Linked DNA regions of Homo sapiens: region 1 is linked to region 2. A link is an interaction called in ENCODE POLR2A ChIA-PET data of the cell type or tissue named here. Cell type or tissue: CD4-positive, alpha-beta T cell. All regions are shown on one strand. Each heading gives the region's core, and the rest is flanking DNA. Links, peaks and the distances in the headings are about the cores only.

Region 1 (5,382 bases), core at 191-5,190, 120 kb after region 2:
CCACAGCAGCTGTACCATTTTACATTCCCACCAGCAGTGTATTAGAGTTCCCGTTTCTCCACATACTCAGCACTTGTTATTGTCTGTCTTTTTTATTATAGCCATCCTAGTAAGCATGAAGTGGTATTGAGTCTTGGTTTTGATTTGCGTTTTCCTGCTGACTTAATGATGTTGAGCATTTTGTGTCTACTGGCCTTTTGTATATCTTCTTTGGAGAAATGTCTGTTCAAATCATTTGCCCATTTTATAATTGGGTTGCCTTTTTATTGTTTAGTCTCTCTTATCTTGTCAGAATTATTTAAAATATCTTCCCCTAATTAATAACAATTAGATAGAGAATTTTTCTTGAATGTAAATAATTTGGTGATGTTAGAATAACAGAGTTTATATTTACAATATATAAAGTAAATGTACAGGCCACACAAACTTAATGATTATTTCTGAACAGCAGTAAAATAGCATACTCAGCTGTTTACCAAAAGAAATGTGCTTGTTTACTTTTTGTAATTATACTGCCTTGTTTTGGTAGGATTTAGGGACTATGCAGAAGTAGTGGGTTGGTAATGAGAGCTTTAAAAATTGCATTTTAAGGTAAAAGTTTTAGCAATTAACTCTAAGATAGAAGTAGTAAATAACATTCAAAACTAGAGTTCAAGCATTGACCCAGAATTTTCTGATATTTATTTTTAATAACTTAAAGAAGGGACTTGAAACTTACAAGAATTTTCTTGCTGTTTAAATATGACCAAACCAAGAAAAAATTAAGTAGTGAAAATACTTGCAACTTTATGGACTTACTGGATACTTCAGCATTATTTTTCACGTGCTTTGTTTGTTTGTTTGTATGAATTCTGAGGTGTATGTTGATACCTTTTCTCATATATAAGGATTTATGGGTTTTGTTTAGTGTAGGGTTTTTTGTTGTTCTCTCATTCTTAGTAAATATAGATAATCCAAGAATGACTTTTAAGTGCCTTTAGGTCCTGCCATTTGCTACAGTTATAAATGTTGCCCCTTGCTTAGCCCTAATCCTAGCCCCAGCTCTGCTATTGCTTAAAAACAACTCATTTTAGAACTGCTTAGTGAGGAGGGCGGTGGTGAAGCTTTCTTGCTGATTGGGAACTCAAATAATAGTTTAAATCTGTAGGGTATAATGTCTTAAACGTGTTAAATTCAAGTTTGTTTCTATTAGAATTAGAACTATATATGATTTCTGTGTTGGAGATTCATAAAAATGTCATATTTATTTTTAATAACAATAGGACCTAGATACAGAGGAAGGTGATAAGGAGGGAAAAAAAAACGCTCTATTTTATTTTATTTATTTATTTATTTTTGAGACAGAATCTCACTTTGTCGCCCAGGCTGAAGTGCAGTGGCTTGATCTCAGCTTACTGTAACCTCCACCTCCCCGGATCAAGTGATTCTCGTGCCTAAGCCTCCCGAGTAGTTGGGACTACAGGTGCATGCCACCACACCTGGTTGATTTTTGTATTTTTAGTAGAGACGAGATTTTACCATGTTGGCCAGGCTGGTCTCAAACTCCTGACCTCAAGTGATCCGCCCACCTCAGCCTCCCAAAGTGCTGGGATTACAGGTGTGACTTGAGAACAAAACCTTAGTAGCACCTATTTGTAAATAAATGTTTTCTTAAAATTGAAGGTCATCAAGGCCAAAGGCACCATGGCAGATTGTGACATATCTGAAGTAGGAAGAGTTTTAGGGTTCTTCTGGGGAGCCATTCTAGTCTGCTCAGCACATAGAAGGGAGCAAAGGTAATCAGGAAAAGAGTAATGGCACACTCTGGGTGTGAGAAAGTGAAAGGTCATCTGAATTCTCAGGTGATTGGATTATTTATTTCTTAGCGATGGAGGCATAGGTAGTTATAGGTAGTTCTGTATTAAACTCTACTTTGTATGGCCTGTGTAGGTAATTGTATAGCTGTATTTGGAAAAAATGCCATTTAAATCATATTTCAGCCGGGTATGGTGGCTCACGCCTATAATCCCAGCGCTTTGGGAGGCTGAGGCAGGCGGATCACTTGAGGTCAGGAGTTTGGTACCAACCTGGCCAACATGGCACAACCCCATCTCTACTAAAAATACAAAAATTAGCCAGGTATGGTGGTGCATGCCTGTAATCCCAACTACTTGGGAGGCTGAGGCGGAAGAATCACTTGAACCCAGGAGGCAGAGGTTGCAGTGAGCCAAGATGGTACCACTGCACTCCAGCCTGGGTGACAGAGTGAGATTCTGTCTCAAAAAAATAAATCATATTTGAAGTTTAGTAAAATTGGTCAGAAATTATATGACAGGAAAAAAAATCCAGTGTCCAACAGCTATTTATTATCTATCACAGTCACTCAAAGGATATCCCCCCTACCCTTGCCCAACATCTCTGTGCACTGAGAGCAGAAGTTCCCAGATCTGTCCCAGTTTTCAGATCTGTCTCTCTGAGTATCCCCTACAACCCAGATTCTGTGACAGTTAAATTGGACTCGGGCTTCCACTGACCCAGTTGATGGAAGAGACTGAGCATCTTTCCAACTCTAACCCAAACGTGACAATGCCGCGTATTCTTTCAGAAAGTGTCAGGAAAGAGCCCGAAGATCCCTGAGCTCCAGGGACATGGCAGGGAGGCTGCACAGAAGGGTTCCCAGGGGTGGAAAAGGGGAATCTTAAAAATAAATTTTGGAACCAAGTAATCAATTTTATAGCACACTCTAGTTCTAGCGCACATGGTTCCTCCACTTGTTAGTGAATGCCTGACTTGTTGCCCCTGAAGTGTAAAAAGATGTATATTTAAGGATTCCATTGTTCAGCAAGTTATTATGCATGCAGATGGCAGGCACTAAGTGCTTACTCTTTTTGAAGGTGATTGCCTCTCCCCGCGATCCCCCTACATTGCAGTGTTTTGTTTTAAACAGCTTTCTTGATGGAGCCTAATCTTATCACCAGCATTATAGAAATAAGCCAGAGTGAGAAGCCTGTACAGTGAGGTCTTGGGATTATACCATAGTCATAATGGTGTTTTAAATTGTTTTTATTTTTCAATTGAAAAAAGTACACTATTCTAAAGTAGTGAATTTTAGTGGAGCAAACTCTTCACCTGGAAGTGTTTTTTTCCTTACCAAAGTGAAAATTGGTGGTTCTAAGAAGGCTGGAATTTATTTGCACTGTCATCTTTTACTATGGTGGGGGATGATCAAATTTAACATTTCCAAGTTTCCAGGAGACAGGCAGCCTATCTTATAAATATTGTCATAGAAGACCTCTTAACCTCTTTGTTCTTTGGATTTCTGTATTTCTTAGAATTGTCATGCTTCCTTTCTGAGACCTAAATTATGCAGGGGTAACGTGATTACTTTGACACCAAGCTCAGGAAATATAAAACGGGTTAAGTATAAACCAAGCTAGGTTTAAATGAAGTTCATTACTGGCTACAGTATATTAAGGGAACATATTCGAAAAGTCTGTATTTGCCTTTGTTCTTGCTGCTGACTCTTCTGCTTCTTTTGGTGACCTTCCCACAGCACAAGAGTGGTTAGGTGTGAGGAGGCTAAGAATACCTTGCCAAGAGCTTCAAATAATGTTAAAACCAGTATTTTAGGTGAACCATGGTCCCAAGAACTCTATTTAAGTAATTCCTAGTTCGGTGTCCCAGGAGCATTTGGCTTTACTGCACCTATTTTGGCCACATGTCTTTGTTTAAAAGGAAAAATTATCTTAGGTTATAATACAGCTATTTTGGGAGTACCTTAAGTTTAACATTAGATTACTAGGATTCGAAAAAATGTACCCAGATGGTAGATGCTGATGAGAATTTGACACAAGAATTCATTTGAAATTGAAGCTTTTGTAGTATTAGTCAGAAAAATTTATTGACATCTGGTTTTGAACAGCATAGTGAGTGGAGATTGAGATGATCAGTTAAAATTTAATGGATTGTGGCCGGGCACAATGGCTCACGCCTGTAATTCCAGCACTTTGGGAGGCTAAGGCAGGCATATCACCTGAGGTCGGGAGTTTGAGACGAGCCTGGCCCACGTCTACTAAAAATACAAAAATTAGCCAGGTCTGGTGGCATACGCCTGTAGTCCCAGCTACTTGGAGTCTGAGGCAACAGAATTGCTTGAACCTGGGAGGTGGAGGTTTCAGTGAGCCGAGATCCCACCATTGCTCTCCAGCCTGGGCAACAAAAGCGAAACTACATCTCAAAAAAAAAAAAAAAAAAAGAAAGAAAGAAAATTTAATGGATTATGGAGCTCTACTTCACATTAGTACACCTCGGTCTCTCTGTTTTTCTGTCTCAATTCAAGATAGAGTTCTTTGTAGCGGTATGGTTTAGAGGTGGTATGTATTTTACAAGTATGTCAGTTGGCTCTGTATATCCTGATGATACCGAAGCCAGGACCAGACCCCTACGTCAGTTATATCACTAAATATTCTGTTATTAATTTTCAGATTGGCTCCTAGTCCCAGCCAACTCATGTTTTAAATTAATATAGTTCATTGTCACACTGGACTGGAAAAACCAAATGAAATGTCTTTATTCTATGAAGATGACTTGTGTAGACTATACAGACTAGCAACAGCAGACACTTTCAGTGCGAGTTATTTTAAAAAATTGAAGATTTGACTGGCAGAAAAGTTGCTGAGATAGGGAAAAGGGATATCTATTGACAGATATATGTAGAATTAGGGAGAATTTTATGTTTTCATAAGTGTCTCAATTATTTAAGATTTAATTTGGTGTGCATGTGGAATATAATGGTAACATGGTTTGTCTGTGATTTGTCTTTTGTCTTAACAGATTATTTTTCTAACTTTAAAAAAGTATACATCACTTGAGGCCAGGAGTTTTAAACCAGTCTGGGCAACACAGGAAGACCCCATCTCTACAAAACATAAATTTTAAAAAAAGTTAGCCAGGGTCACAGTGTGCCATAATTGTGCCACTGCACTCCTGCCTGGACAACAAGAGTGAGATCCTGTCTCTCCAAAAAAAAAAAAGTATGCAAGTGATAAATATTCACTACAAAATATTTGAACATGCAGATACACAACAAAAAGGAAAAATTCCCCTGTACTCCTATTACCTAGAAATAACAGTGTTGAACTGTAAATGTCTCATTCTAGGCCTCCTTTCCATTATATGTCTGCCTTTTTAAAAAGGATTATATGATGCCTATTGTTTGGCAAGTTTAGCTTTTTTCATGTAATAATAGTACACTGTAAATATCTATTTGAGTAATGAAATTTAATTTTTTTTTTTTTAAAGACATGGTCTCTCTCATGCCCCAGGCTGGAGGGCAGTGGCACAATCTTAGCTCGCTGCAGCCACGACCTCCTGGGTTCAAGCCATCCTGCTGCCTCAGCCTCC
Region 2 (5,382 bases), core at 127-5,126:
CTAAAAACAGCGAGTAAACACCCCCACCCCACGTACTGATTGAAGATTACCCAACAGAAATCTGGGTGCCATCACTCATTTCACAAAAGTTCACTTTAAACAGGGAAGTTTTCACTGATTTAGATGCTTGTTTATTGGCTTGGGCAAAGAAATGTAAATCTAACATGTCTATACACGTCAGAAAGGAAGAGAAAATGCTTCTAAAGTTCTAATGAAAATAAGGAAATTGGAACCACAAAAAATTCACATTCAAATGATAGCCAATTTTTTAGGGGAAAAGCTAAATTCAGTTTAAAACACTTATATTTTAATCATACTTCACCACATTTATTAATCTCTGAGCACGGGGCTAGAAGCACAAGCATCCTTGGTGTCCCAACAGTGACCTCTACCAACTACAAGGAACAAGGGAACCCCTCTCTCCATACCTGGTCAGGTACAAATATTCCAACATTAGCGATGCTGGCCTCCTCTCTGCCTGTGAAAAGCATGAAAGGGGCCTGAGGCCAGAGAGCCTGCTGTCTCAGGCAGTCAGCCAAAGGCACCAAAAACGTGCTCAAGGGATTCACCTCACACTGGGAATAATGATGTCTTCCAAAGACGCAAGAGGAACAGTGAGTAACAGGGTCAGCAGGGATTTTAGCCTTATTTACCATGCCTTCATCTTTAATAAGAATGTAGGTGGTACCAGTATAGTTAAGATTAACAAGAGAAAGACAAGTCCACCAGCGCAAGCTGGTGGGGCCCTTATGCCCTTACCTCTCTAGCATCCATGACAGTGCCCACCCCCACCGTCAAGGCCATGGTGGGCACCTTGGTGAGTTCTCCATCGAAGAACCTAGCATTGGCCAGGATGGTATCCATGGCCAGCGTCTTCACACGGGTCCTGGACACCAGACTGGAGCCTGGCTCGTTGAAGGCAATGTGTCCATCAGGGCCGATGCCTATAGGGAGAGAGCCCGTGCAGCCCTGTCAGTCCCAGGGATCCAAGATTTCAAGAATGGACAATCTCTCCTTCCCTAACTAGGGTCTGAAGAAAAATCATTGAAAGCTGTGTCACCTTTCTCATTTGCAGCCCTGGGCAGGTACACCTTAAACATGTGATCTGTCCCCCTCCCTACCATTTCTTTCTCTTTGCCATACTGTCTCAGAGGAGACCCTCCCCATCATGTCTATCTGAGGCACACACAGACATTGTTAACTTGCTATCACCCTCAAAAAGCTGAGGAGGAAACACTCCAAACAGCTTCTGCCTCCCCAGATTGTCAGAAAAGTGGACCTTCTCTGTCTCTTCTGCCTGTAGTTAGAGGGTCCTGCTGCTGGGATAGAGGTGCAGTGAACAAAACACCCAGAGAACCTGGACAGGGGCTGCCAAGGTTCTAAAATCTCAGAGGATGAGAGGTCCTGCCCCCCTCCTCCCCACCTTGAAGTATAGAAGAGTGATCTCTAGAGCAATAAAAGGCAGTTCAATGTTACCCCTCATGGGTAACTCCAGAGGTGGCGATAGATGGATACACAGAAGGGCAGCCCAGAGGACCCGAGCACAAATCCAAGAAGCACACACTTGCTCCCACCTGTGAACCTTGAGTGAGTCACCTAACTTCTCTGGGGTTCAACTGGCTATCTACAGGGGCTGTGTGGAGCCTTCCGGAACTACATGAGTCCATGATGTTAAATGTTTAGATAAGTTCCAGGACTGATCCATAAAACCTTAAGACTGGGGAGTAGACAGAATCTCAGAGTCCAAACCCAAACCTCTCAGTTTACAGACAAGGCATCAAACTGCAGAAAGAGATCTCCAAGATAACATAGTTCCTGAGTAACAGAGCCAGGCAGGGCCCATTTCTCCCGCCTCTGTCTCTACGGTCACTAGCACACCCAGAAGAAGCTGTCTGCAGACAGGCATTGTGTCTTGTCCTCCTTCCCACGGGTCTGGCCCTGGACATGTGTGCTGCAGAGTGTCAAGCTCACCTCCAACAAATAGCTCGATCCCACCTGCAGCCTTGATCTTCTCTTCAAAGGCATCACATTCTGCCTGTAGGTCGACTGCATTCCCATCCAGAATGTGGGTGTTTTCTGGGTGGATGTCAATGTGCTTGAAGAAGTTGTTCCACATGAAGGAGTGGTAACTCTCCGGGTGGTCTCGAGGAAGGCCTGTGGGGCCGTGAGACACTCGGTTATGCCTAGGCCAAGCCAAAGCCCCTCTCCTAAGAAGGATGCCAGGACACCATGCTGACCTACAGAGACACTCCCAGGGGTCTGCCCATCTGGGAGCCTTAGGCACCAGCCCTCTGACCCCTAGCCACTCGGCACAGGCTGAGCCAGTATCCATAAGTGTCCACCCACCCAGTACCACCATCTGTGGCCACAGGGCTTGGCCAGAGTAACTGCACACCAAGGGCCTGGGAAATCCCCACATTCTGATCTGATCTGCTTTTCATAAGGCAATGACCATAGGTTAGAGGCTGGGGACACTCTGGCCACCTGGGGTAGGGCTGAACTCATCTTAGAAAGCAAGCAAGCACACCCCTCACCCTGTGCCTCTCAACCCACCATCCACTCCCAGTTCTACCCCACTCAGCCTGAATAAATCCCAGCTTGAACACCAGGTGGTTAGAGAGAACTATCTTAGGGCTTCCCCAGATCAACTTTTTTTTTTTTGGCCAGGAAAAAAAAATAATGTTTAATGTTAAGCATTAAGAATATGTAAAATCAGCCTTAAAAAGGAAGGAAATTTTGACACACACTACAACAATGGATGAACCTTGTGGACTTTATGCTAGGTGTAAGAAGCCAGTCAAAAAGACAAATACTTTATGATTCCAGTTATATACTCTAGTTTGATTCTAGAGTAGTCAAATTCATAGAAACAGACAGTAAAATGGTGGTTTCCGTGGCTGGTGAAGTGGGAAATGAGAAGTTGTTGTTTCACGGGTATAGAGCCTGAGTCTTACAAGATGAAAAGAGTTCTGGAAATTGGTTGCACAACAATGTGAATGCACTTAACACTACTGAACTATACACAGAAAGGTGGTTAAGATGGTAAATGTCATGTTACATGTATTTTACCACAATTTTTTTTTTAAAAAAAGGATGTTTAAAATGAAGCTATTACAAAAGGACTGGGTGAGGGAGAGGTGATAGAAGACCAAGGTATAGTCTTTCAGCAGCAGGAAGGATACCAATCTCAGGTCCCCTTCAAGTGTACCTGGCAGAAAGGGGAGCTGGAGGCCACACACAGAAGAGAAAGCACAGACACAGATCCTAGGGGAAACACCCGAGCCAGGATCCCACTTGCAATCATTTGTTCCAGAAAGAAATGGAATGGAGTTGAGGAGCAGGCAGAGGAGAAGGAGATACTCTAATATTTATTAAGTATTTGTTATGTATAAGAAACTTCCACATCTTTTATCATAAAAGGATTAAATGAATTTAATGCTTACAACCTGTGAGGTCAGCTTTATTAGCCCCATTTTATAGCTGAGTAAACCAAGAGGTAAGTATTGATAATTGAGCCTATCATCAAATGTCACTGGCTCCCCGATTCCTCTCCAGGACTGGGCCAATGAGAGGAGGAGCATCACTCTCCTAGAATCAGGAAAGAACCTTGAAAGAGAAAGACTCACCCACGTACTCATCCATGTTGAAGGTCTTCACATATTTAAAGGACAGGTCCCCATTCTTATAGTATTCAATCAGCTTCTTGTAGCAGCCAAGTGGGGTACTCCCTGCAAGAGTGGCCACACCCATGAACACCCCTTGCACCCCAAGTCTGGAAGCCCAGAGGGTTCACAGGAATAAGTCAGGGCTGCTCACAGGGAGAACCTGTCAGATCTGAAGTCCTACCCAGTACTCCAATCCTAACTGCCATCCATCCATTAATTGCTTGTTTAATGCCTATTTTGCCACTAGACTGTAAGCTCCAGGAGGGCAGGACTGTGTCTGCCTTGATCACTGCTGAATCTCCCAGTATCCAGCACACTGATGACTGAAATCACTCTGATTAGTACCTGAGTGAACATCAGACTTCATTATTGACATGATACTCCCTGAACAAGTAATATGTGCAAGGCACAGGGCCATGTGATAAGGACACAGGGGAGCAAGGGACAGTAGCTACTCTAAGATAACTCACTAGGAGTAGAACACAAAGCAGGAACGTCAGTTGTGATAGGGTAAAGCACAGGCTCACCCAGTGCTTCAGGGTTCAAGGAAGACTTCCCTGAGGAGCAGCGAAGCCCTAGTTGAGTCTCATTAAAAAGTCAATGTCATGGCTAGGCATGGTGGCTCACGCCTGTAACCCCAACACTTTGGGAGGCCAAGGCGGGCAGATCACTTGAGGTCAGGAGTTCAAGACCAGCCTGGAAAACATGGTGAAACCCTGTCTCTACTAAAAATACACAAAGTAGCTGGGCATGGTGGCATGTGCCTGTAATCCCAGCTACTCGGGAGGCTGAGGCACAAGAATCACTTGAACCTGGGAGGCAGAGGTTGCAGTGGGCCGAGATTGCACCACTGCACTCCAGCCTGGCCAATAGAGCCAGACTCTATCTTGAAAAAAAAAAAAAGTCAATGTCATAAAAACACACACACAATAAAAGGTAGGAGGACACTGTATATTAAAAGACTAAAGATGCATGAACCCTGACTGGACACTGAATTAATTTTTTAAAAACCAACCTATAAAAGATAAATGTGGACAATTGAGAAAAAATTGTGAACACAGTTTGCATATTAGATGATGGCATGATTTTTCATTTTCTTAGGTATGATGGTATCATGGTTGTGTAGGAGAATGTCCTTATTCTCAGGAGATATGTGCTGAAGGATTTAGAGATAAGTGTCAGGATGTCTGGAACTTATTTTCATGTGGTTCAGAAAAAAAAAGTGTGTGTGTGTGTAGATAAAGAACAAGAGCCAGAGAAAGGTAAAAGCAAATGTGGCAAAATGGTAACAATTGGTGAATTTAGGTGAATGGTATTGACCTGTTTTTTTCCTCTTTTTTGAATATTTGAAATTTTGCAAACTAAAAAAATGAAAGAAAAAAAACCCATCGAGATTACGTCATGTCACCCCTCTTTTCAAAACCCACCAATAGCTTCTCATTTCACCCTCAGCAACACCAGTTATTCTAAGGCTCCACAGAACCTGGCCCCTGGCTATGAGACCCTCCCTGCCACCATATCCAACACTGCACAGCCCCACCCCTGCCGACACACTCCCTATCCTTTCCTGCTTCATGTTTCTCCTTTCCTCTTATCACCATCTAACATACTCTATATTTTGCTAATTATTATGTCTCTCCCATTATAATTTAAGCCTCAGAAGGCAGAAGTTCATATCCTTTTTGTTCATTGCTGTATCCTTAGAGGCTAGAACAGC

What was found. Peaks named below come from ENCODE experiments on the same cell type or tissue, not always from the same donor. Only the 100,000 strongest peaks of a DNase experiment are listed, where the experiment ranks them.
Region 1: POLR2A ChIA-PET joins it to region 2 with 5 read pairs; 13 of 35 experiments call an interaction of 5 or more read pairs at or near these places.

Annotation. Positions count from the first base shown.
Region 1 is chr5:142,125,697-142,131,078 of GRCh38, forward strand. All of the region lies in intron 1 of NDFIP1 (Nedd4 family interacting protein 1), which reads left to right. Among named protein-coding and RNA genes, the nearest start is that of NDFIP1, 20 kb to the left of the region's middle. In CD4-positive, alpha-beta T cell, for the core only: no CTCF peak of the experiment used is centred there; no DNase peak of the experiment used is centred there.
Region 2 is chr5:142,004,173-142,009,554 of GRCh38, forward strand. It overlaps GNPDA1 (glucosamine-6-phosphate deaminase 1), which reads right to left. Exons shown (of 7, transcript NM_005471.5): 3 at 3,627-3,728; 4 at 1,972-2,154; 5 at 760-944. Among named protein-coding and RNA genes, the nearest start is that of GNPDA1, 6.2 kb to the right of the region's middle. In CD4-positive, alpha-beta T cell, for the core only: no CTCF peak of the experiment used is centred there; a DNase peak (open chromatin) is centred at 2,939; H3K27ac peaks cover 1,600 bases.